Linked DNA regions of Homo sapiens: region 1 is linked to region 2. Evidence: chromatin loops called from intact Hi-C (ENCODE). Cell type or tissue: PC-3. All regions are shown on one strand. Each heading gives the region's core, and the rest is flanking DNA. Links, peaks and the distances in the headings are about the cores only. Region 1 overlaps CSRP3-AS1 (CSRP3 and E2F8 antisense RNA 1). Region 2 has its middle 21 kb from the start of MIR4486.

Evidence for each region. A loop is a pair of places that touch in the nucleus more often than their neighbours do. Peaks named below come from ENCODE experiments on the same cell type or tissue, not always from the same donor. Only the 100,000 strongest peaks of a DNase experiment are listed, where the experiment ranks them.
Region 1: a loop joins it to region 2, with 11 times the contacts of the local background. A loop is called at or near these places in 76 of 110 quality-filtered maps.

Annotation. Positions count from the first base shown.
Region 1 is chr11:19,252,260-19,268,731 of GRCh38, reverse strand. CSRP3-AS1 (CSRP3 and E2F8 antisense RNA 1) reads right to left here. Exons shown (of 6, transcript NR_183675.1): 2 at 16,441-16,472. Among named protein-coding and RNA genes, the nearest start is that of E2F8, 20 kb to the right of the region's middle. In PC-3, for the core only: CTCF peaks have their summits at 8,602 and 8,805 (motif pointing left); no DNase peak of the experiment used is centred there; H3K4me3 peaks cover 310 bases.
Region 2 is chr11:19,545,829-19,562,300 of GRCh38, reverse strand. It overlaps a transcript of NAV2 not described here. Among named protein-coding and RNA genes, the nearest start is that of MIR4486, 21 kb to the left of the region's middle. RefSeq lists enhancers at 8,482-8,531, 10,548-10,747. In PC-3, for the core only: CTCF peaks have their summits at 4,440 (motif pointing left) and 8,363 (motif pointing right); DNase peaks (open chromatin) are centred at 4,450 and 8,370.

The sequences.
Region 1 (16,472 bases), core at 4,332-12,331, 290 kb after region 2:
TGCTTTTTTAGTGTTTGCAAGTCAGAATCCATTTGATGGATGACATTCAGCTTTGGCTGTAACCACTAAGAGAATAAGCTGGCACAGTGGCTTACCCAGACACACAGGAGGCATCTACCCACCCTTCATTCATTCATTCAACAAACATTTATTAAACTCCTATTGTGCTAGGCTCTCTTCCAAACAATCAGAAAATGAAGATACTGAAGATTTAGTCTCTGATCTCAAGGAGTCCATAGTTGAGTAAAAAACAAGCCTGTAGAGAGATATATTACTATATAGGGATGTTAACAGTTATAGTCAATGCCCACACCAGGAGCAGGACAAGGAAAAAAAGTCTAAGCATCAGTTCATGATTCATAGAGGAGGTGGCCCCTGGTCTGGACCTCAAAAGATGAGAAGTTCACCAAATAAATGACACTGCATTCTGATTCTTATTTGTTTACCAGTGAATGGGTGTATTTATTTCTGCACGTGCATACACACACACACACACACACGCCATTAACTTTGTCTTCTTCATTGCTAACCAGTGAGAAAAACTCAGCAAGAAAAGGACCATTGATACCTGATATAGTTTGGATATTTGTTCCCACCCAAATCTCAAGTTGAATTGTAATCCCCAGTGCTGGAGGTGGGGCCTGGTGGGAGATGTTTGGGTTGGGGGGCGGATCCCTTATGGCTTGGTGATGTCTTTGTGATAGTGTTCTCATGAGATATGGTCATTTAATAGTGTGTGGCACCTAACCTCCCCCCCACCGCCCCCACCTATTCTCTCTCTTGCTCCTGATTTCGCCATGTGATGTGCCTGCTTCCACTTCACGTTCTGCCATGAGTAAAAGCTCCCTGAGACCTACCCAGAAGCCTAGCAATGTCGGCACTATGTACAGCCTGTAGAACAGTGAGCCAATTAAACCTCTTTTTATAAACTACCCAGTCTCAGGTATTTATAGCAACACAAGAACGGCCTAATACAATACCACACATAAACCTTCTTCCCCTGACAAGCCAAGGCCCTGGGAAGGGCTGAGGTGACAGTTACAAGCTGGAAAGGCCATTCTCATAGAGCTGCCACTTGCAGTGATAGCAAATAAGGAAAGAAAGTTCATTTCAGATTCTACTGGCTTAGGATGGGTAGCCCCGTGACAGCCAAATAGCCTTGACTTTGAGGAAAAAGCAAGAAGTCAAAACCTAATACCAGTTACTATCAAGACAAAAAGGTAATTATGGCATTTGGTCTGCAGGTATCAAAGAGCAAAGCAATGTTTGACCTTGCCAAAGGGTAGGGATTATGTCATGAGGATGTGTTAGCCACCGTGCACTCTGCTACTCAGTATCAGAGGAGCTGGGGAAGAGAGAACTTAATTCTCCCAGCAAGCAGGCAAGGCTAGCAGAGGCAGCATATTCAGTAGCCAATTGCCCAAGGTGGCTGCAAACAAAAAGATTAGACTTGCTTAACTGTTCAAGCTGCAGAACAACTCCCGAGGAAGGCTTATTGACTGCAGCTTCAGAAACAACAGCAGAGAGAAGGAACAAGGAGGAGGGAAGAGGAACACATGTGTTGATCCTGCTCACACTGGCAGGCAAAAGAGCCACCAGCCAGAAAACAAGTCAATGCAGAAACACTGGCTGAAAGTCACTCATTCTGGGGAAATTAAGAGAGAAGTGACATTCAAAAAATGTAAAGCTGGCTCAAGGCTGTAATCCCAACACTTTGGGAGCTGAGGTGGGCAGATCACAAGGTCAGGAAATCGAGACCAACCTGGTGAAACCCCGTCTCTACCAACCTGGTGAAACTCCATCTCTACTAAAAATACAAAAAAATTAGACGGGTGTGGTGGCATATGACTGTAATCCCAGCTACTCGGGATGCTGAGGCAGGAGAATCGCTTGAACCAGGGAGGCGGAGGTTGTAGTGAGCCAAGATGGCACCACTGCACTCCAGCCTGGGTGACAGAGCAAGACTCTGTCTCAAAAAAAAAAAAAAAAAGTAAAGCATCAAGTGACAGCATCAAGATGAATTTGTAGATTTAACCAACCATGAAGATGTACCTCTTAAGTAAGCTAAGTCCCCTAACCCACCACTCTTCCTCTTAAATGGTCACAGACTAGTAGCTGGCAGGGGCTAGAGAGGCCTCCAGACCAAATCCTTTATTTTATACTAGAGGCATCAGGGGTGGTAAGCAGATCAATGGACTGTGATCAAAAGTCCTTCCTCTCACTAGCTACAGGATCTCAGACAAGACATCTCAGCCTGTAAGCTGCAATTTCCTCATCAGTAAAATGGGAACATTAAGACTGATGTCATTTGAATGTTGTGAAGACTAAATAAGACATGTGAGAATGCATCCTAAGGGTTAGGTATATTTTTAACCTGTGAATATACCGCGGTTCTAAGAGGTAAAGTGATTTAAGCCCAAGAAATCAGCAAATGGGATGCAGAGCTAGAATTCCTGACACCTCAGGTGGTGTTCTTTCTGCTAAGCCACACCTGCCAACATGGAAAGAGTTTCATTTCAAGGGTGCAAATCTTGTCTCCTAGGCAAGCTTCTGTGGGACAAGGATTATGTATTCGCCATGCCCCACAATGGTGCTTCGTACTTAATAACAACAGCCAACATGCATGGAGGCTTTACAGTGTGCTGGGCTTTGTTCTAGGTGATTTTCATGTGCTAACTCATTTTATCCACATGTCAAATCTATGAGGTAAGATAGTATTATTATCATCAACTCCAACATTACAGATGAGGAAACTGAGCACTGGTTAAGAAAGTGCCCAAGATCACACCGCCAGTAAGTTGGTTATATTTATTTTCAAATCAAGGCAGTCTGACCCAAAAGCTCTGCTCTAACCACTATGAGGAGAAGCACTGATGTCGGAGCTGGCTGTGTTATCCCAGGGGTAAAGTAACCTGCTTGGATGTAGAAGACTGGCACAGGACTTGTACACACTAGGGACTCAATCAATTGTTGTTTCCCTTTATTTCATGGAAGTCCTGAAATAAAATAACTTGCCATGTGCAGCCCTGGTGCTGGCTTCTTGCCATCAGGATGACCCAGAAGTACTTCAATCCTTTCTGCCTGTCACATAGGACTCAAGAAAATTTGTCTTAAATGCACTGGGCCTGGACTTTAACCAACAAGGAGAAACATTCAACCTTGCTGCCAGTCAAAAAACACACATTAGAATTACATACTTTTAGGCTGAGTGCAGTGGCTCACACCTGTAATCCCAGCACTTTGGGAGGCTGAGGCGGGTGGATTGCTTGAGCCCAGGAGTTGAAAACCAGCCTGGGAAACATGGTGAAACCCTGTCTCCACAAAAAAATACAATTACCTAGGTGTGGTGGCACATACCTGTGGTCCCAACTACTCAGAAGGCTGACGTAAGAGGACCGCTTGAGCCCAGGAGGTCGAGACTGCAGTGAGCCATGATTGCGCCACTGCGCTCCAGCCTGAGTGACAGAGCAAGACCCTGTCTCAAAAAACAAACAAAACCCTATATACTCTTTTCACCTATCAAATTAGAAAAAAAAATTAATGATAACATTTAATGCTTTAATGCTGGCAGATGTGCGGTAAAACCGATATTCCTAGACCCTGTTATAACAGTATAAATTGTACTTCACATGAAAACAGTTTAGCCGCATATAGTTGACTCTTGTTATTCACAGTGGTTATATTCCATAACGTCACCACTAACACTGAACTAACGAATCCTGAACCATTGCTTCTAGGGGAGTCATGGGGTTAGGCTCCTGTGATCCTCTGGTCACATCTTCATCAACCAATCAATGCATAACCTTGTTTTATGTGTGTTTCTGTTTAAAGACACGTTATTTAATATACTATATACTGTTGATTAACACTGAACTCACAGCCAACAGCACTACAACTCAGGCCTGAACGATGCTCAAACACACATATTTTCTCTATAAGGCACATCACAGCCTTCTTCCACTTAGAAACACAAGACAGCACATCAATACTATGATGGGGGTCATTTTAAACAGCAAAATCGCCCATATAAAGCACAAAAATGCAAAAGCCATAGCACTAACTAGACCGTGAAGAGGACATTCATTTATAACTGAATCAGGAAGGCAAGTGTCACTTTGCTGGACCTCAGTTGCGAATGTGCATGACAGGTGTCTCACTTGCTCTCACAACGTGCATGTCCAAGAATGACCATGAAAGCACGGCCAGCATTGATTTGGGAGTTACAAATAACTGTTAGCATGCAGATGAACTCACGAACTCAGAATCTGTGAAAAATGAGGACCAACTGTATATATTAAGAAACTAACAAGCTTGTGCACATTGAAAAGCATGGGTGACAGAAATCTGGATTTGATTTCACAAGCAGCTTTTGAACTGATCTTATTTCCGCTGAAAAAGATCCATCTGAGACTACAGTGTGGGCTCAACTGGTAAGAACTACTGTTCAGTTCAGGCTTAGCATTGCAGCAAGGAGAGTTAAAGGCCCCAAGCTTGGATTTGGGGATGGGAAGCATCACAAAACCAGGCACAGGCTCCCCTGCCCCTCACAGACTCAAGGCCCTGGCCTCCACAGAGAAAGCTCCCACCAAGAAACCAAGCCCTTCTCAAGTGTCTGCTGAACCCACGGTTCTAGGGATAGCCAGGAGGACAAAGCCCCTTCTCCTGTTCTGACTTATCTCTGCCCCTCTTCACCTCTCTGATCTGTTTGTGGTACACTGGCCTCCCTGCTGTTCCCTGAACACACCAGGCAGGATATGGTCCCACCTCAGGGCCTTTGCACTTTCTGTCTGCCCACCTAGAACACTCTCTAGACATTTGATGGGCTCCCTCCCTACGTCTTTCCTCTCTGCTCAGTGAGGCTTTCTCTCCCCTCTCTGCCTTCCCTGTTTTGTCTCCATAGGAATTACCACCATCTGATAGATCATTTGTTTTGCTTGCTCATTTATTATCTCTCCCCCATGTAAACTGGGGAGAGGGGGATTTTATGGTTCTTATAGTACCCCTATTCCTAGGGGAAGGCCTAGCACATAGTAGGCACTCAGTAAATGGTACTATTTGTTAACTGAATTAATGGATGTAATATACTAGTAATAATGATAGTGGGAGTTAACATTTTTGCATCAGTTACTGTGTCGGGTGCTTTACACAGGTTACTGCATTGAAATTCCAAAGCCTTAACACGTGAGCACTGTTATGCTTATTTTGCAGAAGGAACCAAGGCACAGGGAGATTATGCAACTTAATTAAGGTCAACCAGCCAGTAAAAGATTGAACTGTAATAAATCTCAGCTTTTTCTGACTCGAAAGTCACTATACCAATTTTCAAACTTTCTGTGGTTAAGGAACCAGTTGGTTTTTTTCTTCTTCTTCTTCCCAGTCTATCATAGATTGATTAACAGAAAAATGAAATGGGGGAAATCTACAAAATACAATATGTGCTTGAATGTCATGGCACTATCCAAGTTTTTAAACACCTTCAATATTTGTACTTATCTCCCCACTGACAGGTAGAAACAGTTTGGTCTACAGTGCAGTTTTTGAGTATATTGAGCTCTGCATTACACCCAAGGAATCAAATACTGTCGTTCTGAGTTTCTAGGTCATCTGGGGACTGAGGTTGAGACTCCAGAAGAAAAGTCCATGATCTCTTTTACTTGTAGGAAACTTGAAAATGTCTCAAGTCAAGTTTCCTTCATTTGACCCCTTACAGTTGTTAGAAGTGGGTCCTCTCACCCTCAATTTTCAGGTAAGAAAACCTGTTTTTCCTCTGCCTAGAATGCCCCTCCTCTGGGCTCTGCAGGGGGTCACCTCCTTAGAGTGACCCTCCCCAACCAACCATGCAAATAGCATTGCTGACCCTCTCTTATCACACAGTCTAATTTCCATCACAGCATTTTTTACCATCAGAAATTTTCTTTTTCCTTGTTTACATATTTGCATTCTCTCATCACTCTTTATATTAATAACACAAACTCCAGGAGGGTGGAAACCTCAGCTCATCAGTCCCTCTACCCAGCAAAGAATTTGGTCCCTTGAAGTATTAACTGAATAATGCAGTAAGAAAAAAGAAACACAGAATGATTAAATAGCTTACCTAAGGTCAAAAGCAGGTAAAGGCCTGAGATGGAAATCACATCCACTCAGTTGTTCAACAGAGAATGTTTCAGTGTCTCTTTCTCCAGCATGGGCATGGAGCTGGGCACTGGGGTCTTGGTGGTGGATGAGAGAGGGAAGACTCCTGTCTTGATTGGGGCCCACAGGACTCAATCCCAAGCACAGCAGTTCTCCTCCCCGCCTTTCTGGCCCTCTCCATGTTCTTTCATCTGTACATACTATTCTGCTTTCAAACACTTTCTCACAAACAATCGTGTTATTGTGTAAGCAGGACATTATATTACACTCACTTTTAGCACTGCCAGATAAAATGTGTTACATTTAAATTGCAAATAAACAATGAATAATTCTTTAGTATGAATATGTTCCATGCAATGCTCAGGAAATACTTATACTGAGAAATTGTTCGTTGTTTATCTGAAACTCAAATTTAACTGGCTCTCTTGATTTTTTTCTTTCATTTTTTTGCCCGTAAATATGGCAAGCCTACACATTTTACTGATTAGAAAACTGGGGCTCAGGGAGGACAGAGAACTCCAGTAACTTGGCCCTAAAGGCAGACACCAACACCCAGCCAGAGAGCAAGAGCTAGCCCTATCCACCATAGAACAATGAACTCAATGTTTCTTGAGTCAGAAAACCTGACCCCCCACAGCTCCTTTTACTTCTTTCTTAAGGACCCAGTGCTTCTGAGCCCAGGCCAATTCCAGCATGGCTGTCCAAATCCATATCCCCTGAGGATTATCTTGCCATTGAAATGTCTTCCTGGCCTCCAGCAAAGAAGCAGTTGCCATGTCTATGTTTAACCACTTTTAGTAAATTTTTCTTCTGATGATAAAAATACCTTTGTAATGTATTTACACAATGGAACACTACACATCAATGAAAAAGGAACAGATGCTGCTACATACAACAGAACAGCTTGGTAAGTTTTTATATATTTATACACATCGACCTAAAGAAATAGCACTGAGTAAAAGTCTCGACACGAAAAAAGAAAACATCTGGTATGACTCCGTATATATGAAGTTCAAAAATAGTCACAATTAATTTGTGGCCGTAGAAGTCAGAACAGTGGTTTCTGAGGGGTGGGGGTCATTGGGAAGGGACATGAGGGAACTTTCTGGGGTTTTCATAATGTTCTGTATCTTAAGCTGGGTGATGGCTATATGTATATATAAACATATCTTAAAACTTACATGTTCACTTAAGATTTGTGTACTTTTCCAGTTGTAGATTACACTTAAAAGAAAAATTTAAAATAAACAATACATGCTGACTGTAAAAAAATGCCTAAAGTAGACAAGTATTTATTTATTTATTATTTAATTTTATTTATTTTATTTTATTTATTTTTTTTTTTTTTGAGACGGAGTCTCGCTCTGTCGCCCAGGCCGGACTGCGGACTGCAGTGGCGCAATCTCGGCTCACTGCAAGCTCCGCTTCCCGGGTTCACGCCATTCTCCTGCCTCAGCCTCCCGAGTAGCTGGGACTACAGGCGCCCGCCACCGCGCCCGGCTAATTTTTTGTATTTTTAGTAGAGACGGGGTTTCACCTTGTTAGCCAGGATGGTCTCGATCTCCTGACCTCATGATCCACCCGCCTCGGCCTCCCAAAGTGCTGGGATTACAGGCGTGAGCCACCGCGCCCGGCCTATTTATTTATTTTTTTGAGATGGAGTCTCACTCTGTCGTCCAGGCTGGAGTACAGTTGTGCAACCTCGGTTCACTGCAAGCTCTGCCTCCCAGGTTCACGCCGTTCTCCTGCCTCAGCCTCCCGAGTAGTTGGGACTACAGGCACAGGCCACTACGCCCGGCTAATTTTTTTTTGTATTTTCAGTAGAGATGGGGTTTCACCGTGTTAGCCAGGATGGTCTCGATCTCCTGACCTCGTGATCCGCCCGCCTCGGCCTCCCAAAGTGCTGGGATTACAGGCGTGAGCCACCGCGCCCGGCCAAAGTAGTCAAGTATTTTTTAAAAATTAGGCCGGGCGTGAGCTGACGCCTGTAATCCCAGCACTTTGGGAGGCCAAGGCGGGCAGATCACAAGGTCAGGAGATCGAGACCATCCTGGCTAACACGGTGAAACCCCATCTCCACTGAAAATACAAAAAAAAATTAGCCGGGAGTGGTGGCTGGCGCCTGTAGTGTCAGCTACCTGGGAGGCTGAGGCAGGAGAATGGCGTGAACCCGGAAGGCGGAGCTTGCAGTGAGCCGAGATTGTGCCACTGCACTACAGCCTGGGCAACAGAGTGAGACTCCGTCTCAAAAAAATAAATAAATAAATAATTTAAAAATCATCTGTACTACCACCACTGGGAGATATCGCAACTAACATTTTAGAGTGTCTCCTTCCAGATCTTTTTCCAATAGCATTAACTTTTCATGAGTATTTCCTAAGAGAGGAATTCGGGACCTAATGCCAATCAGTGGAGGTGCTAACTTACTTAGGAGTCTGAATTTCCTGGACGTGACTTTCACTTATCCAGGAAGCCCTGACACAACTAGATTTAATTTGACCATTTTTAGAAAAGCATGGAACAATTAACAGCAAATAAATGGAATTTAAATCAAATTGAATACAGCTTTTCAATGACATGTCTTAAAATTTAATTTTAAGCACAGTAATGAATAGGAAATGAAAGCTTGGCTTTGGAGAACTCATGAGCCTTCTGGGACCAGGAGTGCCACCTACTGGTCACGGCCTGCCATGACACATCCCAACATCTGTGTCACCCTCCTTAATTAAAAGCCCCAACTATGATGCCTCCTTTTCTCATAAGTTTATACATCTCCTCCAAGAGCTTTCCAGACATCTGTTTCTACAGTGCATTGTATACGTCCTATAACATAGAATTATCTTAATAAATATTTGCTCAATGAATAAATGCATGGATGGGTGGATGGATGGATGGATGAGTTAGATGGGTGGATGGATAGATAGATAGATAGATAGATAGATAGATAGATAGATAGATAGATAGATAGATAGATAGATAGACAGACAGATAGATAGATAAAAGATAGACAGACAGACATTCTTGCACCTCATTGTAAAATAAGAGAATAATCCCTATCCTACCCACTTCATAGTCTTTTTTCGAAGAATAGATAACCACTGGTAAAGACCATAGGGATATGAGTGAATATTATGACAGCCAATGCCAGGAGACTGTAGGGGTCAAATGGTGACCAGGGTAAGCAGTGAGGCTAGAGACAGAGCATTAAAAACAGGAAACCTAAATAAATGTGAAAATGTCTTGAGCCAGGGACTTAATAGGAACCTGAAAAATGTTAGCTCTTTTCCCTTTCTTCTGTCCCCATTTACAGCCCCAGCTCACAAATCCTTTCTGTAGTATATGAGGAGTTAAGAATGAAGATCTGACTGGGTGCAGTGGCTCACTACCTGTAATCCCAGCACTTTGGGAGGCTGAGGCAGGGGGATTGCTTAAGCCCAGGAGTTTGAGACCAGCCTGGATAACATAGTGAGACTTCATCTCTACAAAAAAAATAAAATTAAAAAAAATTGCTAGGCATGGTGATGCATGCCTGCAGTCCCAGCTACCTGGGAGGTCGAGGCTGCAATGAGCCATGACCATGCCACTGCACTCCAGCCTGGGCAACAGAGCAAAACCCTGTCTCAAAAAGAGATCTGTCCTTTCCTGGGCTCATTCAGAGGTAAAGTGATGTTCAATGTTTGCCTGTTGTCAGTTTTGAAAGAGGCCAAGATCACTGTGCTTGTAATGTGAGCTGGCCCATCAAAGCCCCTTTCAGTTAGGAAAAGTGGTTTGTGAATCATCACTGTCAGTCTGGCTGATTGCAAGGTGCCCATCTGAGCGTGTCCACTGTTGACAGCATTTGACAAGCATCGTGCGGGCCTCACTTCTAGAGGCTGCACAGTGGGGGCTCTGTTCTGCATAAAGGCTGCATGATGTGGCAGAAAGAATACAGACAATAATTAGGAGGATTAGGATTTGCCACTCACTGGCTGTGTGACCTTGAGCAAGTCAGCTTGCCTTTTGCCAGTATATAAACCACCTCATTAGAACCATGTAACAAGATAATGCCTGAGAAAACACTTTGTAAATTAAAGCACTGGACCCAGGGTAAGGTGTGGCTATTAATAGAATCCCAAGTGGGCCAGGTGCGGTCACTCACACCTGTAATCCCAGCACTTTGGGAGGCCAAGGTGGGCGGATCACCTGAGGTTGGGAGTTCGAGACCAGCCTGACCAACATGGAGAAACCCTGTCTCTACTAAAGATACAAAATTAGCTGGGCGTGGTGGTGCATGCCTGTAATCCCAGCTACTTGAGAGGCTGAGGTAGGAGAATCGCTTGAACACAGGAGGCAGAGGTTGCGGTGAGCCAAGATCACACCATTGCTCTCCAGCCTATGCAACAAGAGCGAAATTCCATCTCAAAAAAAAAAAAAAAAAAGGGAACCCCAAGTGAACTTCTGCCCCAGAGGGGCCTGACCCAGCTGAAAAACCACAGCCCCAGCTACTCAAGAGGCTGAAGCAGGAGAATTGCTTGAGGCCAGGAGTTCAATGATGCAGTATACAATTATCGCACCTGTGAATGGCCACTGTACTCCAGCCTGGACAACTTAGTGAGACTCCATCTCTAAAAATTTTTTATTTTAATAAGCAAAACTGCAGGTAGTGTCATTTGCACTGATCTGGATCAGACTTCTACTGATGAACTTCAACACTATTTCAGCAGCTACATAACAAACTTTTTCATGTTAAGCTTATGGTCCACTAAGACCTACCCCTGATGGCTTTTTTAAAATATGGACTACAATCCTTCGTATTTCACCCACTCTTTGATTGGGTAATTGACATTTTTAAAGCTAAATATAGACTTTGTGTTACATTTCCTCTAGATAAATTTAATATTATTGCTTTGGTCCATCCATCTAGGCTATTAAAATATTTTTATTACTACTTTGGCCATTCCATACATTACCTTGCCCTGTTGACTTGGCGAGAGTTAAACATTTCAACAGTGTCCAATCCATTCATCCATTCAACCTACATTAACTGAGCACTTACTACTCTCTAGATGTTACGTAGGAGCCAAAGATGCAGAGGATGTATCTGACAGAGGGTGGCAAGTACTTCTGTAGAAGCAAGCCATGGGTTCAGAGAGCAGGGAATCTCTATTGCTGCCAGCAGCAATGGAAAGGTTTCCCAGTTTATGAAACATGGCAGAAGCCAAGACCCAGTCTCCTTTTCTTTCTGAGCATACTGCTGGGCTGTATTTCCCAGCCCCCAATGATTCTTTGTGCTTCCACATTAATGACCAGGTCTTTCTTCCCAGGCAGATAAACAGATGAAATTCCACTGTGGTAATCCTTTCATGATTTCCTCTGCCTTCCAAGCAAAAAAAAAAAATCTGCAGGTGGCAGTAGTCTGTCCTTATCTTTCTGACCTCATAACCTTATATTCATCCCCTTGCTAGTACACATGTCCGTTTGGCAAATTATCAGTAGAGTTCCCACAATGGGCCAGGCCATCGCATTCTCTTAAATCCTCTCTGAGCTCAAAATCTCCACACTGGGGAGTGGTGCCTTCCCCATCCTGGTGGGTCCCCTTCTCCTTTGCATCCTTTGCTTTTGCATCCTAGCTTAGATCAAGGTCTGGGCATCTGCATCCATACACCCTTGCTTAGCACCAGGCATCCAAGCCACTGTGTAAAGGTGCTGCATGAGGGAAGGAGAGGACAAGGAGCACTCTGTCCACTTAGTCTCTTGATTAGTAGAGCACTGCAGTAAGAAAAACCTGGACATCAACTGAAGAGACAGGGGCTCAAGTCCCAGACCTGCGAGCAACCAACTCTGTGATTTGGGATATGCCCTTCTGAACTTTATTATAAAACAAGCTAAATAGACTTTCAGCTCCAATATTGTGATTCTTTCTAGGCCAATCCCTAATTCCTGGTTGAACCCTCTATTCTATTCTAATCTAGATTTACAGTAAAACAAACAAACAAACAATTTTACGAGGCAGAAGAAAGGGAAAAGAGTTTACCCAGCCTTCCTTATACCAAAATATCTGCTGGCAATGTGCAGCCCAAAGCTGAAAAACAATTGCTAAGGGTTATAATTCCAGAATATCCTCAGATTTGTCCTTGCCCATAACCTGATTTCTTTTAAGGCCAGACTAATTGTGTCCAGACTCAAGCTCCATGCTAAGTCAGGACTGACTTAAATTATTCATGGAATTTCCACACTGGGATGGTTTGGGAGATATTATTTGCAGATGTATTTATCCTTTCCCATCTTCAGGAACTCTTAATAATGAGCTGTTTAGATAGGCAATCCGTTAGCTTCCTTGAGCCTCCATTTCTTCACCTGTCAACAAGGAACACAGTTCCTCCCTTGTCTTTGGCTCTCGAATATCTTTGGTTCTGTGATTGCAGGTGCCTCAGCCTGAGATTTCACATGCAGATCACAACCAACAGCAAACCACATAGACATTAAAAAAAAAAGAATGCCATTTGATGATTAAACTCAAAAGGAATTATGCAATTAGCAAAGGACGTTGATCACACAACATGTGAGTCTAATTGCAGTGCATGCAAATGTTTGCTAAATTAGATAAATATAGGTTTGCAGGCACTCTGGTGCACAGATTGAGTTTTAAAGTTAAGAAAAATATAAAAGTTAATTATAAGATGGGAGTGATAAACACAGGGTATGCGCGCTAGGCCGATTAGGATTATTAACCAAGTAATCACCTCATGCCAAAGGTGGAGTGTTATAGGAGTCATGGGCCCATACTCTGACTATTGTGTAATGAAGTTATCATGTTTTATAGAACATGAAAAACTTGCTTCATTTTTACACAGCACCTGTCATCTGGGGAATCTCAGCACTTTGAGGTGTTTCCATTCTCTCACCAGTTTGCCTGATGCACATTGCCGAGGTGAGCAAGACTTCGTGTACTGGCTTAGGGAAGAAATGCTGGATGCTAACCATTCTCAGGCCCTCAGGAACCTGACACGAATGAGAAATCCATAAGCCCACAAGGCAGCTCTTATAGGAGTAAACCTATTAGCCTGCCAGGACCTTCTAGGTAGAGGAAAAAGAGTGCTGGAAAGCTACCTACAGCGGGAGTCTAGGTCCTGGAGGCAGATTGCTCAGATTTGAATCCTGGGTCAATCACTAATTCTTTGACCAGCTCAGCTCACCATGCCTTCGCTTCTTCATCTCTATAATGGAGACACAATATCATCTACCTCTTAGGGTTATTGCGAGAATTAAATTATTACTTTGAATAGCACTAAGAATACTGTCTGACACATGGGAAACAATAAATGATTTATTTCTTATTATTTGCTTTTCACTGTTCATTAGTTTACATGCAACAAAGGGACCACTACATATAAGGCACTATGCTAATGACCACAGTGGGGGATACACACACATGGGTTCCATCATCACATTGGTATATAGGGAGGAAATGTTGGCACTCAAATAATTACAGTGAAGCAACATATGAGAAGTACTGTTTAAGTGTTTCAAAGTGTTCAAGGTGGGGGGATCATTCCTGCAAGGTGACTGGAGAAAGCTTCATTAAAGACAGGCCACTTCAGGCAGACCATGATGAGATTTTTAGCAGAGGGGAGGTTGGGTGGGAAGGTCACATTCTAGGTAGAAGATACCTCATGAGCAAAGATGCTGAAGTCAGAAAATCCCAGGCAACATCAAGTTATTGCAGGAAGTGATGGGCAAGGCTGGAAAGGAGTTGATATGTTTTGACTGTGTCCCCACCCAAATCTCATCTTGAATTGTAACTCCCACAATTCCTATAATTCCCATATGTCATGGGAGGAACTGGTGGGAGGTGATTGAATCATGGGGATGGGTCTTTCCCATGCTGTTCTCATGATAGTGAATGGGTCTCACAAGATCTGATGGTTTTAAAAATGGGAGTTTCTCTGCACAAACTGTTTTGCCTGCTGCCATCCATGTAAGACATGACTTGCTCCTCCTTGCCTTCCACTGTGATTGTGAGGTCTCCCCAGCCATATGGAACCATAAGTCCAACAAACCTCTTTCTTTCGTAAATTGCCCAGTCTCAAGTCTGTCTTTATCAGCAGCGTGAAAAAGAACGAATGTAGAAGCTTTGAGGTCTACCTGGGGGGACTGGGGGCTGTGTCAGGTCAAGCACTGAGTCTTGACTTTATCTCATGAGTCCCTGGGATATTTTTAATGAAATAGGACAAAGCAGTGTTAAAGGAAGATGAGTCTGGCAGGGTTAGTGGAAAAGATGGAAAAGGGAAAGACTGGTGAGAAAGGGAGCTGCCAGCTACGGCAGTGCCCCAGGTGTGTGGCAACAAGGGTAAGAATGAAAAGGCAGGGGTGCAAGGGGGGACACTGGGCCAAAGTGTCAAGACTCAGTGACGGAGTGGAGGTACAGAGCAAGAACAGGGAAGAGGAGGAGAGGATGGTGAGGGTTTGAACTCGAGCAGCAGGGACAGAAAAGAAGTCATACTCGTCCTCCAGAGGTTCTGATTCCTGGTTACCCAGCACTTTATCCAGATAGGATCTCTGCAACAAGAGGCAGCACAGGGCAGGATTTCCCAACACAGGCTTGAGAGTCAGACAGCTCAGGGTTTCCTGCTAAGCTGTGTTATCTTCACCAAGTTTTAACCAGAGCTTCCATTTCCTCTTTTGCCAAAGGGGGATTGAAGACAACATACCTCAGGGATGTTGTGAAGATTAAATGAGATCATGTGATGATGAAGCACCTGCACATGGGGAAAATCCTGGGGCAGGGAAGAGGCCAGTGCCCCAGAATGTAGAATATCAGAAAAGACGAAAAAATAAAAATGAAAAATATTTTGCATTAAAATTCTTCTGAACAGGGGTTGTTCACGTTTTAATGATTCAGAAGCTCTCTGTGAATCTTGCAGCACCACCAGCGCCTCCAGCATACTATCACTATACTGAGGCCTCACAGAAGCGCTAGCTGGCACATATTCGAGTCAGAATAAAGATAAACCAGCTCATCACATTGATCTGGAGCCAGAAAGAAGGAGAGCAGTGATCAACAATCCCAGATCCTGCTGATGGGCTCAGCCTGTGAATTTTGGTAAATTTCTCCCATGTTTTCATCAAAGATCCCAACAGTTTTCTTCTCCTCCCCTTCCAGCAATGCTAGCTTCCACATGCCTTTCCCAATTTCCTGTGACGAAGGTTGTAGAGACCATCCCAGGGGCTGCTGACCAGTCAGCTGGTGTGCGTGGACTTCAAAGGCCTATTGACACAGCTGTACACCACTGGGCCAGGGGCCAGCGGCAGGCCTGCCTGAAATGCTTTATCCACACCTTGACAGCAATACAGCCCTCCCCAAGAGGACCAATAAACCATCTCAGCTCTTGGATCACTGTTATTTAGTCAACAAAAATTCAACATACAAATGCAAACTGGTTCTACCAAGTGGGCCACTGGAGTTTGGAAATTATAACCTGAATCTCTGCCTGATCCGTTTTCTGCCACTGCAGAACTCTGCTCACAGCTGATGTCTTATTATGGACAAAATTGTCTTTCAGCCAAGCTGCTGTTACTTTTCAAAAATACCCAGATCATTCTGAGATAATCCTTATGGGTACAGAGAGACAAAAAGAAAGCAAGCTGTGAAGCAGGGGATTAACCCCAGTCCATCACACTTCAAAGCCTGTGCTTTTTCCAGTTTTCAAGGAAAGCTCGGCATCAGCATAGACTTGTACGATGTCGGGAGATTTAAGTAATCAAGTCTACACTCCCCATGTTACAGGGGAGACGAGTGCAGCTCAGAGGAGTTCAGTGACTTGTCCAAGATCGCACAGCAAGTGACATCTCCTACTATGAAAACCAATAAGCTAGCAAGAGATTTGATCATATTAATAAGACTATGTCCTTATAATCAAATAGCAATTAACATTTTCAAACAATATTTTTACACTTGTAGCCTCAGCTGGTCCCATACCATCAATGAAGTGTTTATGCCATAGATATTACCAGCCCATTTCACAGAGGAGGAAACTGAGGCTCAGAGAGGTAAGTGGTTTCCGTAAAGTTGCAGAGCTAGTAGGTGTCAGAGTCGGGAACTAGAGCTGGAGTCTTCAGATTCTAAGACAGTTGGCAAGTGGTAACCAAATCCAATTCTATGCCTGGGCCTGTACTTCAAGCAATTAAGAAATCTCTGTGCTGGGAGCAAAGAGACAGGAAAGTGAAGCACAAGAGAGGTGATATTTACTAATAGAGCCAATAAACTAGATACAAAACCTTAAATTATGATGCATTGACTAATTCTAGTAATAGATAAGAACATGTTACCTTAACGTATTTTTCCTCTTCAACATGTCTTT
Region 2 (16,472 bases), core at 3,688-11,687:
CAGGCATAATAACTTGATTCTGTCATGATCCACCTCACAGGCAGGTGCCGTCTTTCTATATATGGATGTTGCGAGACTAAATGAGAAAATATAGATAACACTTGGCACAGTCAGAGTTCTGTAACTGTGGATTGTTGTGATGGTTTTTGTTATTTTTACTAGTTAATCCTTATAAGGGTATCTGTAAAATGGGTATATTACCACTGCCAGGGAAATGGTTGGAAGATTAAATGAATGCAGTGTGGAGGCACGAGGCCCTCACCCCCAGAGGCTTAGTGCCTGCATCTCTGGATGGGGTGACACCCAGGCCCATCAATGGCAGGAGAGAAGAAAAGCCTGAAGTAGAAAAATGTTGGAGACCTCAGCCCTCATCTCCAGGAGCCCCCTTCATCATCCCCAGGGATGGTAGCCTGGGGCAGTGGGGCAGGATCTCTTCTTAGCCAAGGCCCAGTGGCAACCGTAACTGAGCCAGACTTGCAGGCTGTGGAGCCTTGGCCAAGTCACTTAACCTCCCTGAGCCTCAAGGGGGTTAAAACAGAGTGCAAGGCAGAGGTCCCATTCAAGGAATTCAATGCCAAGTGGTATAAGAAGCAGAAATCTTAGGAAGGGCTTCAGATAGCCACAGGCTATGGAATTTGGGATCCGTGGCAATTTAACTTAGATCTCAGGGAGTCCCCAAACACATATCTAAATTAAACAGAGTGATGAAGATAATTAACTTACTGATATCTAGTAATAATAGGTGCTTACACAATGTTCACTGATTAACAAGAGAAATTTACTGAATATATTGTACTAAATAGCTGATGAAAGCAAGGTCAAGTTCAAGTGGCCTTTGCTATAAGCCTTGGATTTCTGAATTTCATATATGTATGTGAAGGTTGAGGCTAGCAAACACAAGGGCCAGACAATTTCCTGATTTTCCCAAAATAACAGGTGGGCCCAGCAGTGTCCCCCTTCCCTGGTTTCCCGCCCGACTCTCCGTGACTGGTTAGGAGACGCTGCACCCAGATATCCGGCTTCACTCACAGCTGACCACACTGAGCAGTACCGTCATGTGAACAGAATTAGTCATCATTTTGATGAAAGTGAACAATCAAAGGAAGAAGACCCAACACACATTCTGTCTTTTATCTTCTATCAGAAATGCCTCTTTCTGACCTTAGAGACCCAAGCTGAAATTTAGAATCGGAAGGGATGGTTGAGGTCATCCATCCAGAATTTGCCAGGTGTATTCAGAAGAACACTGGTCTTAACGGAAAAAGAGGGTCTGAGGTCAGGGAAGTTTGGAAAACATTGCACATATATCCTTTCCTGCCCTTTGAAATTCACTATGCAGCCAGGCACTTAAAACTCTTGGAAGAGTCCTGAAGAAAGAAGCCTGTTCAATTTTGTTTAACCCAGAGTTTCTCAAACTTATTTATCTTTGGGACCTTGCTGTTGATGCACTTTCCTCTTGCCCACTTAGTGTGTACTGACATGAGCATTTCTTCTATCTGGTCTACTCTATTCATTCCCAGTATAGCTGTAGTTCCTGAAGTCACCTGAATGTGCAACCCATTATCTAGACCAGACACTCAGAAAGATGGAGTAGCTTACCTAAGGCCATATAGCTAATTATTCTTAATAGTCATAAACCAATATTTGTATAGCAATAAAGCTCATATTTGTACAGTGCTTTAGAGTTTTCTATAAACTTATATTCACAGCATGTTGTTTATCAAATGTGATAAGAGCTGCAATGTTGTTGAAGGCATACTCCACATCAGGGCTTTTACAGGTATGACCTCAGTGGCGCTTCACAGCAGACATCTGAGGCACATTGCTCGTTATAAAGGCGAAGACACTGAGGCTCAGAGACTCCAATTAAAGTGCCCAAGGTCACACAGCTGGCAAGTAGCAGAGCCAAGACTTGAATCCAGAAAGTTTGATTCCAAAGCCATCCCCAGTGCCCCGCACCCCAGTGAGAACTTGTTTTCTCGCAGGCAGGAAGCAGATGTCTCAATAGCTGATAACCTGGGAATCTCAGGGTTTGTCTAAAGCTTGTGATTAGTTATCAGATTTCTCAGGAAGCACATCCTTACTCTTTTTTTTCTCTTTTTAAGTGGAGAAATCACCAAAGGAGGCCACAACATCAAGAAAATAGTCTCTTTTACCACCGATTCTGAGCAAAGCAATGAAAAACAGCTTCAACAAAAAGCTAATTAGAAAGTCATAACTTGGAAAACCACCAAATGCAATTCTGATGAGGATCAAATTTAATAAAAGCACAGCTTCTGGTTCCTGCAGCTAGAGCGAAGCAGGCACGTGAGGGGAATGGCTAAGGCAGACTCAGCTAGAGAAATCGGGATTCCAGGTACACCAGGCAGCACTCCAGGCTGTCCATCTATCCGCCCCCAGGGGGAGAAGGGCTCAGGCAGCTTACTGAGAAGGGGGCTCTGGAGACACTCACCAGGGGCAGACCATGAAAACCAGACTGGCCCTGGGAAAGGGAGAGTGCCAGAAGCTTCCGAAGAAAGCACTTCCCATCCCCAGGCTCCTTTCCTGTAACAAGGTTCCTGGGAGTTTCCTTACTGCACAGATGAGAATGGCTTGTCATTAACATTCACATCAATAGACGCTTCTTGAAGACTTGAAAATGGCTATTGCCTGTGGGGATAAGCATGTGACCCCTCCTGCCATCCACCCTCAGCCACCCTAGTGCCAAGGAAAGGAAGCATGAATACAGATTCTACCAGCAGTAGACACATTCTGAACAAATGAAGTTCAAATTAAAATCTCAAAATAATTCATGCTCCCATAATGCTTTATAGGTGATAAGATGCTTTCTTGGGCATTTCCTTATTTAGTCTGTGCCATAATTCTATTTGGTGGTTGTCTTTACTATATCCACCTGACATCACACAAGGAAAACAAGGCTCGGGGGTTAAATGACTTGGCCAAGGGCACAGAGCTTACAACAATGGTGCCATAGGAGAATGGGCTTTTAATTCAGAAAGACCTGGGCTTCAATTCTAGCTCTGTCCTTACCTGACATGTGATCTTGGGAACAATCTCTGTAGCCGAGGCACCTCAGTCTCCTCAGCTGTGAAGGTGGCTTCCATGTATGGAGGACTTTCTGTGTGCCAGGCACTACTATAAGTACCTGTGGTAGGTGGTTTGCAAGATGGCCACTAATAATTCCTCCCATTCTTGCATGTGCAAGTCACTCATCTCATCAAGAGGAGAGGCCTGTGTCTCTCTTCCTTAAATCTGGGCTGGCTTTGTAACTTGCTTTGACTTATGGAATATGGTAGAAGTGACTGCTGTGCCAGCTCCCAGGCAAGGCGGTAAGAGGCTGGGAACGGCCTTTAGTTCTCTTGGAGTCCTGCGCCACCATGTATAGGGCAAACACACTTGACAGCAATAACATAAACATACCCTGAGAATGGCCCTGTATGGCACCTGTGTGGGACTTGAATGTGTGTTCCGAGACAGGGAATCCAGGGATGGCCAACACAGACATTCATTCCTTGTCTATGAGAAAACATCCGAGCCCCCAGCCTGTCCCATGGAACACAGGCTGTACAGGGGATTGAAGCCCCAGGTTTTGGGTTAAGTGAATGTTGCCAGGTTCAGGTCATTCAGGGAGGGTGTTAAGTGAAAATGCTCTATAAATTGCATGCTGTTCACAAGCAGCTGTGGCTTTTCTGCCTAGCCTGCTGCCATTGGGCCATAGGAAGGTGGTTTGACTGTCCAGTCCGCTGCCACTGGATTCTCTCCCCTGTACATAAGCCCCTAGTCAAAACCCATGTCTTGTTTGTTGGCTCTGGGTCTCTTTTTCAACCTCTTGAACCTGATGACTTCCCTATTGAGGTGAGTAGGGGTTTGGCACAATGCCATGTAAAACCATTCTGACTCTCGTGCTGGAGAGAGAGGCCCTGCCAGCCTTTAGCTGAGGTGCCATGCATTTGAGGAAGCCCTCTTGGCTCATCCAGCCCTACTGGAAGTGCCCAGCCAACATCACATGAGGAAGCGAGTTGCTGTCCCACTGAGCCCTGCCCTAATTGCAGAATCGTGAGCAAATACGTAGTTGTTTCGGCTTGGTTTGTTTCGCAGCAATAGATAACTGAAAAAGTGCCTAATGTGTATTCATTTAGTCCTCATATCAACCCCATGGAGAAACTGAGGCACAGAAAACTTAAGTAAGTTATCTAATAAATAACAGCAGGTTTTAAATACAAATAGGCTAACTATCCAGAGCCCACGTTTATAAGCACCACGTTATACTGCCCCTTCATAAAAAGAGCAGTACCTCTCAGAGTTATTAAAGAGATTGTCCCTCCCCAACGTTCATCCCACAAGAGCACCCCATCTTCCAAAGAGGAGGCTCCACATGGACTCACATGATATTCACCAGACGAAGTGCCCTCTGTCATTCTGGCTCGATGCTGCCCCCACGTGGCCACTGACTGTCCAAGCCTTCCGTTTGGACACATCCTGACTGCAGGAATGCAGCTTGAGAATCTGCCATCCCTTCAGCCACCTCTTGATCCCACCCTATGCTTCTCACCTGGAAGTGCAGCCCCAGTTCTGTTCTGTGTTCGGTGTGGATCCCATTTTAGCCAAGGCTTTTCGCGTTCACTGCTTATAGGGAAGCATCCCACCTGAAGCTCAAGTTGAAGTGTGTCTACGTGACCACATGAGCACTGATAGGGCCCCTGGGAGACAGAATGTCCCTGCCTAAGCCATCAGCAGACTTGTGGCAACCAGAAGTTCCAGTTTTCTCATTCAGAGCCTAGAGTACCATCGATTGTCCATGAATTGCATAGACAACATTTAATCAAGGGCAGATGTACTTCAGCAGGAGAAACATTCATGTGAAGAGATTACTTCACAGTGGCTAAAATAAATCAATTCTACAAACAAAACATTCAGTTTACTCATCGTAAGCCGTAGATTGCCAGGCTCAGTGGATCTAACAGGTAAGAGTCTGGGTTTGAATGATACACCTCGGTTCAAACTCTGGTTCCATCATTTGCTGACTGTGTGACCTTGGACAAGTCTCTTAACCTCCGCTGGCATCAATGTCTTCACTTGCCAAACGGCTACATTAATACCATGTCTCTTGTGGAATTTAACCTGCGGGTTAAATGATATGGCATCTGAGAGCACTTACTGCCTTATCATCCAGTGATCTAATAAGCCTGAATTATATTTTCTTTGTTCATTTGCTTATTTAATTTTAAAATTCCTTGGTTATTTTACATGATAGAAGCAATGCATGTCTATTATGTAAAATTTTGGAATTAGAGAGAATAAAGAGAAAGAAGTAAAAAACTCTGATACAGAGATTTTTAAAATCAAGGTCCATAAATCCCCTAGAAGACTAGTAAGAATTTCAGAGAGTACATGAACTTGGATAGGAAAAATGACGTTTTTATTTCATGATCTAACCAAAATACAGCATGGTCATTTATTATGAATTTTGGCTTCAAATAACAGTAGTTTTAGCTATATAGACAACTTTGTCACTGACAGAAACTTAGACATTTTTATACCACATTTTAGCTATTGCATGTAATTTAAAATATTACTTGAATTCATCACTACCTTATAGGTATAGTAATTATTTGATCTTCTGCTAGATCGTGTTACTTAAGGTATTAAAAAGAAGCACATATATTGAAAAATTATTTTAACATTTTGATATCTGTATTTCAATATTATTGGTTTTCTTTGAAATTCTATGGTTTATATTTCAGGCATTTAAAAACATGCTGGTAAGCCCATAGGCTCATCAAGCTGCCAAAGGTGTCTGTGGCACAAAAAGGGTTAAGAGATCCCTGCTGTGGTTCCTCCAGCCAAGCCCATGAGCAGTTCAGATTTTCCTGCCACTCTTTAACTGTTTACTTCGTTCATATTGTTGCAGTCAGGTTGCATAGTATAATTTTGTAGCCTGTGTTGCTAACCATAAACATGTTTTCACATTGCTTCTTACACACATAATTTTTAATGGTGGCATGATATTCCACTTTGTTGATGCACCATAATTCACATTCCCCTGTGGTTTACCATTTACAATGGCTTGAACCTGTCACTTTTACAAATGACATTAGGATGAGTGTCTTCTCTCATAAAGGATCTCCTGTATTTTAGATTATTTCCTTAGGCAAGATTCCCAGCAGTGGTAGAGTGAACATTTTCAAGTCGCTGACACCCTTCCTGGTCCCCGGGGAGCTGCAAGCACATGGAATCAGCACATGGAGGATTGAAGAAGAGTGAAGGCTTTGAAAGGAGGAGGGAAGGGAGGCTGAGGAGGAGAAAGATAAATGGGAGGGCAGGGTCTGTAGGGACAGGTGCACAGGCTGTGACCCACTCAAGGGTGTCCAGCCAGGTGATAAGCACAGGCTGAACTCTAGTCAGGCTCTGCTACCAAGCTGTGCACTCAGGCTGGGGCTGGGGCTGGGGCTGGGGCTGGGTGGGCTCGAGGAAGGTACATCTTCTTCCAGGCACCATGGGAGCAGAGGAATTCACTATTGCTGAGAAATTCACTATTGTTCCTTGGTGGTGGCATCTTCTTGGGGTCTTCAGGACATACAAACCCCACACCCTCAGAGAATGCTAGAAAGAAGGAGTCACATTTTCAACCTAGAGTCCCCGAACCTTTAGTACCTGGGAAGGCAAAAATCTGGGAAGGCAAAAATGTGAGCAATGTTTACTTCCAAAACAGCTAATAAAACTTGAACATTGACCTTCAATAAGGCCTCCCCATGTAAAACTCATACGGGTTGGAGTTCACTGCTGCTTGTTGTTTCTTATGAGTACACAGTGATTGGAGTGGATGCTGTGGTGAGCTGCCCAGAGCCCCCCCCAGGTCTGGGAGTGTTGGCTGCTGTTGGTTTATGGCTAGTTCGTCCCCAGGAATTGCACTGGATGAAAGAGCTGCCTTGCCCAAGGTGATAGACCTTGCCTGATTCATGTGGGAGTGCACAGACCTGGCCTGCTTTCCCCAGTGGGGATCACTCTGCAGCTCTTCCCAGCCCCAGACCTACCTGGGGACCAGCTGAGGCCTTTGTCGTGCATGTTTCATGGTTCCACCTCTCCCTCTGCCAGCTTCTGCTTCCCCACCTCATTGATGGCATTACCAGGACATGCCCCAATTTCCTGTACATTGATCCCTGTCTCAGAATCTGTTTATCGGGGAACCCAATCTAAGATAGTCACATATCTTGTTTACTCAAAACTGAAAAGGAATAAATTATTACAACATACATACATGGGTAGATAAGATTTTTTTTTTTTTTTTGCAAAACATGGTATGTATGAGATAGAAACCCCATTTTTAAAAAATTTATTTATCTTTAATTTTTTTTTTCGGAGTTTCGCTCTTGTTGCCCAGGCTGAAGTGCAATGACGCGATCTCAGCTCACTGCAACCTCCTCCTCCCGGGTTCAAGTGATTCTCCTGCCTCAGCCTCCCGAGTAGCCACCACGCCTGGCTAATTTTGTATTTTTAGTAGAGACGGGGTTTCTCCATGTTGGTCAGGCTGGTCTCGAACTCCCGACCTCAGGTGATCTGCCCGCCTCGGCCTCCCAAAGTGGATAGAAAACCATTTTTAAGAAATGTCCTTGCTGGCAAAAACACCACCACCATAAACAACCATCTAATTCATCCTTACCTACTCCCTCATTTTATAGACGAGAAACAGAACCCTGGAGGACAAGTGGCCTGAAAGTCACAAAGCCCACAAACAGCAGAGCTAGAACACAAAGCCAGACCAGCAGTGTTTCCATTCCTTGAGGCGCCTCTACTAGCTTTGGGTTCAGGGCAACGCATTTTCTAACAAAAGCCTACCCCATGAGTGGGGAGGAGCTGGGCAATGGAGCCTGGTGTCTCCCCCAGAGGGTTAGACACTTCCTGCTCTCTAACATCCAGAGACAAATCACAAACTGTAAGGTTGGCCTAGTGTGGGCATTGGCATCAGACAGCCCAAACTCAATCCTGGCTCTGCTATTGGCTAGCTGTGTGGCCTTAGCACAGTTGATTTACCTCTCTGAGCCACACTCTCCTCATTTCTCAAATTAAAATTCTAAATTCTAATTATCAGAGTTGCTTTCTGAATAAAGTAAATGCCTGCACGTAGATGTCATAGCACGATTTCAGGCCCTTAGAAGACTCTAACCCAGCATTAGTTCCCTCTGGCCACCTTTATTTTGTGTTGCCTCCTGGCTTAGAGCGCAGAATTTCAAAAACAAAAAAGGAGAGAGAGCTCCCACAACTTTTCAGTATGAAATGCTCTGTCCCCTTCTCTGATTGCTAGGGGAACAGAAAGCAGCCTCTTTTTCTACTGGGCGTGAAGCCCTTTGAGTCCACCCAAACTCGCCAGCAGAGGGCAGCACAATTCTGCTAAAAGCCCACGAGGGGTTTGCCACCCATTCTGGGCCTCCACCATCTGATGACTACCCGGCTGGCACAGAGAGGCTGGTGCTGCCTCTGTACCTCTCCTCAGTCTGGGTCCCTGGAGCCCTGGCAGCTGTGGTGTGTCTCCCCAGAAAGGGAATGGCCAGACCTGCTCTGCAGCAGCAAAGGCTGGATTCAATCTCGGCAATGCCAAGGCATATTTGCATGTGCTCTTCTGTTAAATACATCAGTTTGTTACAAACAATCCTTCCCAGAGGTGAAGATGCAAACCAGCCTGAGGCCACCCGCAGCCCAAGCTCCCATTTCCTAGGCATTGAAAATCAGCTGGTCAGTGCCTTCCCTGGCTCATCCTGGGGTGATGGGGAGGGGAGAGAGGTGTGTGTGTGTGGTCTGCATTACTGTATATTGGTGCTCAGATGAAGGCTCTGAGGCCTGGGTGGGTATCCCCAAGAGGGAGGATGAACTAAAGCAGGGGTAGGCCCCCATATCTCTCTTACTCCTTCCAAAATGAGCTGGGAAGAACCCCAGGAACAGAATCCGCACATTTCCCCTGACTTCAGAGAGCCCTGCTCAAGACGATGAAATTAACAAGTGAGAAGCCCAAGATTAGGGGTGGGGCTGTTGACCTCCTGTATCTCTGTCTCTAGATTTCCAGGAATTTTGGGGCTTTCTAGACAAAGGTTCTGGCTTGAAGGTCCATCTGGGCTGGAGATGGGGCTATGCATTGAAAGAATGCTGCCCTCCCAAGAGTCCTTCTGAGCCCGGCTCTTGCAAGGGAACAGGAATGCCTCTCCTCACCAAGGGACATTTTCCTGCACAAATGTATCCATGGAGAGCATGTTACACAGCCATGCTGAGACTGGAGGCAAGGCTGCAAAACCTGCCTTCCTTTTCACTCCGCAATTGCAGAGGACAAGAAAAAGAATTTCAGCTTACGCGTTCCTTTCCCTGCCTTGAGAAGGATGGTCTCAGCACTCCCATCCAGCTCCCCCCCTTCCCCCCCACACACACTCACACACACTCTCTCACAATGCAATGTTAACGCTAAAGAAGTAAGCAAATTCCTTGGTGGGTGGAACTGCTGCCCAGGAAACAGCCCCTCGGAGAGAGCTACTTTAAGGCAGAAAATCCTCACAGCACGCTGGCCAATGAATGCTGTTCAGCTCTTTTACACTACAGCGCTGAAATAATCTTTTTTTCACTTTCTCTCCAAAATGCCTATAATGTCTGTGAGGCTGAATAATTTATGGTCCTACCGTCCTTCATGTCACAGAGTGGTTCCGCTTAATGTTGTTCCATGGCCTTGTGACAAATGGAGTTTTTCTTGTGTTCTTTGACCCAAATGGGATTCAGGCTGGGGAGCTTCTGCTCGGTCTGGGTGGGATGGGAGAAAAGTGAGGAGGAGGGGAGAGGGTGGCTCCTGTGCCCGTGGCCACAGGGCCCAGCAGGACAGGCCCTGGGCTCCATGCCCCTGAGCCCCGATGGAACAACCCCTGGGTTTCTGGGAATTGATTCAGAGAAGTGTAGAGAGGCAGAGTGGGGAGGCTGAACACTCAATGACTGTAAACTGTGAATTCCCTGCAGACGCCTCACACGCCTCCCCTCTGGTGTCTCCATCTGTCCACGGATTCCCAGTGACTCCAGCTCTTGCTCTTCCCAGCCCCAGGCACCGCAAAGAGGCAAATGAAAGCCAAAAGGCAATGAGCCCTTTCCCCCGCCCCTCCCTGCCACCTACACCCCAAGAGGCTCTGTCCTGTCTCCCAAACTGACCAGTCTTGCTGCCTTCTCCAGGGGCCCAGGCCACCCCAGTCTCAGCCCTGGGCATCCATAGAGCACAGGCCTCATCAATAATTCACTGCCTCCCCCGTCCTCCTCAGACAAAGGGAAGGGAGCCTGCAGGCCTCAGAAGCCCCAAGACCCCAGGGTTGCAGTCAGGGAGCTAATGTCCTCTTGAAAGGAGAGGAGATGTGGAGAAAGAGAGAGAGAGAGAGAGAGAGAGAAGAGGAGAGGAGAGGAGAAGGAGGGGAAGGAGCAGAGTAAAGAGGAAAGAAAGGCTAGGAAAAGGAAGGCAAATAAATCCCATCCAGGATAACCATTCTGGAAGTTGGTATGCTCCACACGTGAAATGCACTATTCTGAAAGAACTAACCATTTTTTCCCCCACCACTATTTTACTGTAGAAATGAGAGGAAGCAGGACGTGGCTGGGTTTCACAGACTATTTCTTCACAGTTTCTTATTCTGTTTTGACAAGACATCTGCTTAAGCTACTATTCTGAACCACGCGGTGTATAACCTCCATCAGCTTTGCCAGTTCCAATGTTCTGCAACATAACAGGGAGGGAGCTGACAGGGCACACACCTGGTGGGCTGTGAGGCCAGGAGGGAGGGGTGCAAGTGGATCAGGGACAGGCACACTGGCAGGCTCAGGCTGGGGAGCAGCCGTCTGGGTCCACAACTCAGCAATGAGGACTTGCCGTGGAACCCAGGGGATGTCCCTTGACCTCTCTGAGGCTCAGCCTGATCTGCAGATCCCCTCCTCACAGAGATGACTGGGGGGACTTTAAGAAGAAAATACGTGGTCCTGACCCCTCTGTACTTATGGTCTTGTTTGCGTAGACATGGAACTTGATCTCAATGACAAGTGAGCCTGCCAACCTGCACATGTTCTTGCATAAATTGTAGTAAAGAAAGTGATGGTGCTGCAGGGCAGGCAAACCCCAAAGTGGGGCTTAGCTTGCAAGGGTTCTTGGCTTCCCCCAGGACAGCATGCAAGGGCGAGCCAGTGCTGGGGTAGAAGAAGACAGCTCATTTGAAGTGGCAGTGCCACAGCTCCAGCAGTCAGCGCCAGCTCCTGCAGAGCAGGGCTACTGCATAGGCAGTGTGCTGAGAGTAGCCCATCAGAGCAGTTTTGCAGTCATCTTTATACCTACTTCTCATTATATGTAGATTACGGGGTGGTTTATGCAGAAATTTCTAGGGAAGGGGTGGTAACTTTTGGGTTGTTGGGACATTGCCATGGAAAGGGGCAGTAACTCTTGAGTGTTGCCATAGCAATGGTAAACTGACATGGCACACTGGTGGGCGTGTTTTATGGAAAGCTGCTTCCACCCCATCTCTGTTTTAGCTAGTCCTCAATTTGGTCCAGTGTCCGAGCCCCATCTCAGGAGTTGAGTCCTGCCTCCTACCTCAAGGGGAGTGGGCAATATCACAGGGCCCACGTAGGAAGCCACAGCATTGTGGGCATCTATTAGCAAACATTCATTGAGCATCTGAAGAGGTGGCAGTGAGTGCACGTACACAGTCCCTTTCCTTGTACAATGCTGCTTGCAATGCTGCTTGCAGACTATTGAGCTCCAATCTCTGCTCCAGAATCCACCCTGTATCGATCTGCCTTTAAGCAAGCCCCTTGACCTCTGTGGGCCTCAGTTGCCTCATCTACGAAATGGAAATTGTCAATCCCAGACTTATGGAATTATTGGGGAGATTTCGTGAAGTTTCAAGTATTCGGGTTCTAACAGAGTCCTGTACACAGTATGTGCTTAATAAACGTGCATTCCCTTTAACTTCTTATTCCTTAGAAGATGGGGCATTGGGGAGCTCTGGAAGGAAATGTGGAGTTTCTCAGCTGATTTTCTTCATATGGCCATTTTATTAAATGAGCTTCAGAAATAGCTTTATTCTCCTCCTTTAGATATTGTTTTGTCAAATTTCCCTTTTTCGTTTCTAGACAATATCTCAAACAGGTCCCAGAGTTTTTCTGGCTGCCTCCGGGTATTAGAACAATCTCATTTTCAGGCAATAAAAAGTCCAGGGCAATCTAAATCAAAACTTGAATTTCCCATCCACCTCCACATATGTCCTCCCTCCCTGGCTGAGGCGCAAACTGCAGGACTCTAGGCCAGCAGAAGCCGGGGGAGGCTGGCCCCCCTATTTTGCTTTCCCTGCTCCATCTCCCCTTCTTTTGCTCTCCTGTTAATGGGCCCCTCCAGAGCCGAGGGCAGGGCATGGGAAGTGGCTATCAGGAAAAAGCAGATTCTTACCAGACTAACGTTCTTGTCATCTGGTCTATGGTGCCCTTGGTGGGGCAGATGACCTAATGCTCATGGTGCAGCTTGGTTTCTTGGGTGATGTCCACTGGGGCCTCTACGCTGTATCACGATTGAGACCTCTCAGACACCTCCTGTGAGCTGCCCTGCAGCACACCACTCCCGTGGAATTCTGCTGCAGGAGCCCCCTCACCCTGGCAGGCAGGCAGCCTTCTGAGCTGGGGTCCTTTTGAGATGGCTTAGCCTGGCTCCCATTAGCTGTCCATTTGCCATACGATTGGTAGGAGGGGGGTTGTGCTCTCTCACGGTACCTGCCCTCCTTCCTCTGTAGTCAGGGGCATCTACTATCTCCTTCCGGCCAGTGTCTCTCTGCATCGGGTGAACCCTCAAGCTCCTGAGGATACTTGTCCTTCCATCCCCCAAGAGAAAGCACAAGGTGGGGGAGGGGCACTCTGAGTTCCCACAGGGACAATTAAGCCACCAGTTGGGAATAGGACGCCAACCTCTCTTCGTGAAGGCAGCCTCCCGAGTGGCTCCAGGAGGATCACCTTTTTTAACCATCCCAGGTTTCCTTTCTTCACTCTAGAGGTAGGAGCCCCAGGGCTGCTCTTGGTCACCTCTTAGCCAGTCTGATGAGAATGGCCTAGCCCCTATTTTTAGAATGTGTGGACACTTGGCTTCAGCTTTGGAACCTCAGCCACATTCCAAGACAATAAGAAATGTCCTTCTTAACATCATGTTACAGTCCCCAAAGCTGAGACATTCACCTGTTTAGGGTCTAGATGATCTTCAAGCCCCTCTCCCTCTGAGAAGCAATAATCTGGAAGACATTCACTCTTACCTTTCTTATCTGTAACCCCAGGTCAGACAAAAAGAAGGGAATGAAGAGAATCCATCACCTCTACTTAATAGCTTTGAAAAGTTTACAAGTTTAAACACTCACCTTGAGGGTGTTTTTTTTTTTTTTTTTTTTGAGACGGAGCCTGATGTGTCACCCAGGCTGGAGTGCTGTGGCATGATCTTGGCTCACTGCAAGCTCCGCCTTCCGGGTTCACGCCATTCTCCTGCCTCAACCTCCCGAGTAGCTGGGACTACAGGCACCTGCCACCAAGCCTGGCTAATTTTTTTTTTTTTTTTGTATCTTTAGTAGAGACGGGGTTTCACCATGTTAGCCAGGATGGTCTCGATCTCCTGACCTCATGATCCGCCCACCTCGGCCTCCCAAAGTGCTGGGATTACAGGTGTGAGCCACCGCTGCTGGCCAAGAGTGTTTTTAAATTTACTATTACTCGTGGATGGCAGGACATTGGTCAAGGGCACACGCTTTGGTTGTGGGCTGGATCACATGGTTCATAAACTCCCCCCTTTCCAGTAACCATCAGTGAGACCTTGGGCAAATGACTTGACATCTTTCTGCCTCAGCTACTGCATCTGCGAAATGGAGGTAAGCACAGGCTCGCCCTCCTAGGGTATATAGGCACAGGTCTCTTAGAATAAGGCCTGACACACTGTAAGGGCTGTGGAAATGTTTGCCAAGTGAAGGGTAATAACCGAATTCTCTCTTCGTCTGATTTTCCTTTGACTACTCACATCTTTGCTGTTTCAGGGTTTTGCTTTCATTGTTATGCCCTTTCTTTAAGTTTCTTTCTTTTATGTTTGTCTGTGAACTGCTCTTTGGAGATACCCATTACCGACAGCCATGAAATTGTCATGCAGGAGACATCATTGCTAAACCTATCCTACGAACTAAGATATTTAAGGAGGAAAGATGGCAGCTGCAGAGTCAGGCCCCCTGAGTCTGAATTCAACCCTGTTACTCACCAGCTAGGTGATGTGTGGCTGGTTATTTAACCTCTTGCAGGCTGGGATTCCCCATCTGTAAATCACCTTTACCCATCCTTCAAACATTTCTGTGGGTCCGCCAAGTTCCAGACATTGAAACATTTACTATCCAGACTGCAATTGCTTTGTTTTAATTAGTATGGAATTGGAACCCAGAAACATCTTAAAAATCCAGCCCATTTCTTATAGTAAAAGTGAGTTCTCAGATCCTTTATTATTATTATTACCACTATTCTACCACTATCATTGTCATTATTATGACTTCCCTGAAAGTACAAGTCTTAGAGCTCAGGAGAATGGAAGAGAGGGGGTCCTACTTGTCCCCCGGGCTCTCAGCCCCCACTCCCTTCCATTAGTAAGGGGTCCCAAGAAAAAAGAAAATGAAAGAAAAACTAGAGAGACCAAAACAAGAGGTAGAGAAGATCAAACCTGCAGTTGGAAGCCAGCAGCTCCCTCTCTGCCTGATTACACAGTGTGCAGCGTGAGGATGTACTTCAGGCTCCTGCAGCCAAGGGGGGATGGAAAAGAGCAGTGGTGGGAAAGGGAAGAAAGGGAAAAAATCAGCTTCAATGAGGTGATCCAGAGTTTGCAATTAGAAAAACCAGAAGAAAGCTATTTTGGTGTCAGCAGTTTTGTGTTTCATAGTTAAATCCTGCTTTGATTTGGCATTACATTTGGGGGTGGGTAAGAGGAACCCAAGTGTTTCCAGCATCTTTAAAGCTGTCATCTGCTGGGTGTGCTCCTGGCCCTCCGCTGGGCTCTGCAGATTGCTTCACAGCAGCCCTGGCTACTTCAACGAACAACTGCTTTCCATCGCCTGGAGAGCTGGCCTCCAGAGTTCCAGTGGGGCCATCAATGTCTGGGGCAGCAGTGTTGCCATGTGCAGGGCAGGAGAGGCTGCTGTTGGATGTGGGTAGGCAGGGACCACCCCCATGTCAATATTCAAAGGCAGCAGGACACAGTTCCGGTGCACCCACTCTGATTCTATGCCTGCCATTCTGAAGAGCAGTAAAGAGGCTACATCTGAGCTTCCAGAATCCAGGTATCAATAGTGACCTAAACTCCAACTGATCATCTCCCAGACCCTGATGTAAAAAATGAGACAGAAGTTGTCTTGCTGGAAGAATCCTAGAGCTTCCTTATTTTGTATGTGAGAAAATGTTTGCAGCTGGGGTTAGAAAGTGCTGTGTATTAGGAATGAAGCTTCACATCTCAAGAGGAGAGAGATGGAGAAAAAGGAGAAAAGTGGAAAGTAAAAACACTAAAACGGTTACATTTACTTTTAGGGAAAGTTAAGAGATAGTGTACTCAAAACCTGGGAAATAAAATCTCTTCTTACATTCCCCAAGGCAGTTTAAATAATAGAAAACACCCCCAAAAAGCCTAGGGTGATTCACAGTGGAGTTTGGACATCAGAGGGTGGTTGCCGTGGTGACCAGTCCTTCCTTCTGTACACAGCCCTCCATTCTTCATGAAGCCGCCCCACCCTGCAGGTGGCTTTGGAAAGCTGAGGATTCTGCAAAGGGGCAGTGGAGGTGGCCGCACTGCCCAGCTGCCAGGCTGTTTCCTACCTTCCCGCAGCAGCTCAGCCTCTGCCATCTGGGCCCCACACCCAGGGCCCCAGCATGGGGCCTCCATTGGTCACAGCCACCACTGAACCCCCACCAGTCTGTCTCGCCCTCAGCAAGATCTCAGTTACAAGGCAGCCAGGGTTGAGAGAGGGAATCTCTGAGCTGGGGTTCAAGTCTCCTCTGCCATCTGCTCTTCAGAAATCCATCAGGCCTTGCTCGAGACCCCACATCAAGCCCTCATGGGGAGGAGATGTCTTTTCAAGAAAATATCTACATACTTGTCTCCTATGCCTGTTTGAGCACAGTTTGGTGTGGTTTCCTGGAGAATGACTCTGCTTGGTTTTAAAATTGAGCTCCATGAAATTCTAGGGTTCCCTGGAAGCATCTGAGGGAAATTTCATCAGTGGAGGAAGAGACCCCCTACCCCAACCTACTTGGAACAGTTCTGCTTTCATTTAGATTAGATTATAGACTCTGCAATTATAACTGCATATAATACAAACTACAATACAATACAAATACCAAAAAGTTCTGCTTAAAAGGCTGAAGATTCTTAGGTCAGGGTTGTCCAATCTTTTGGCTTCCCTGGGCCACATTGGAAGAAGAAG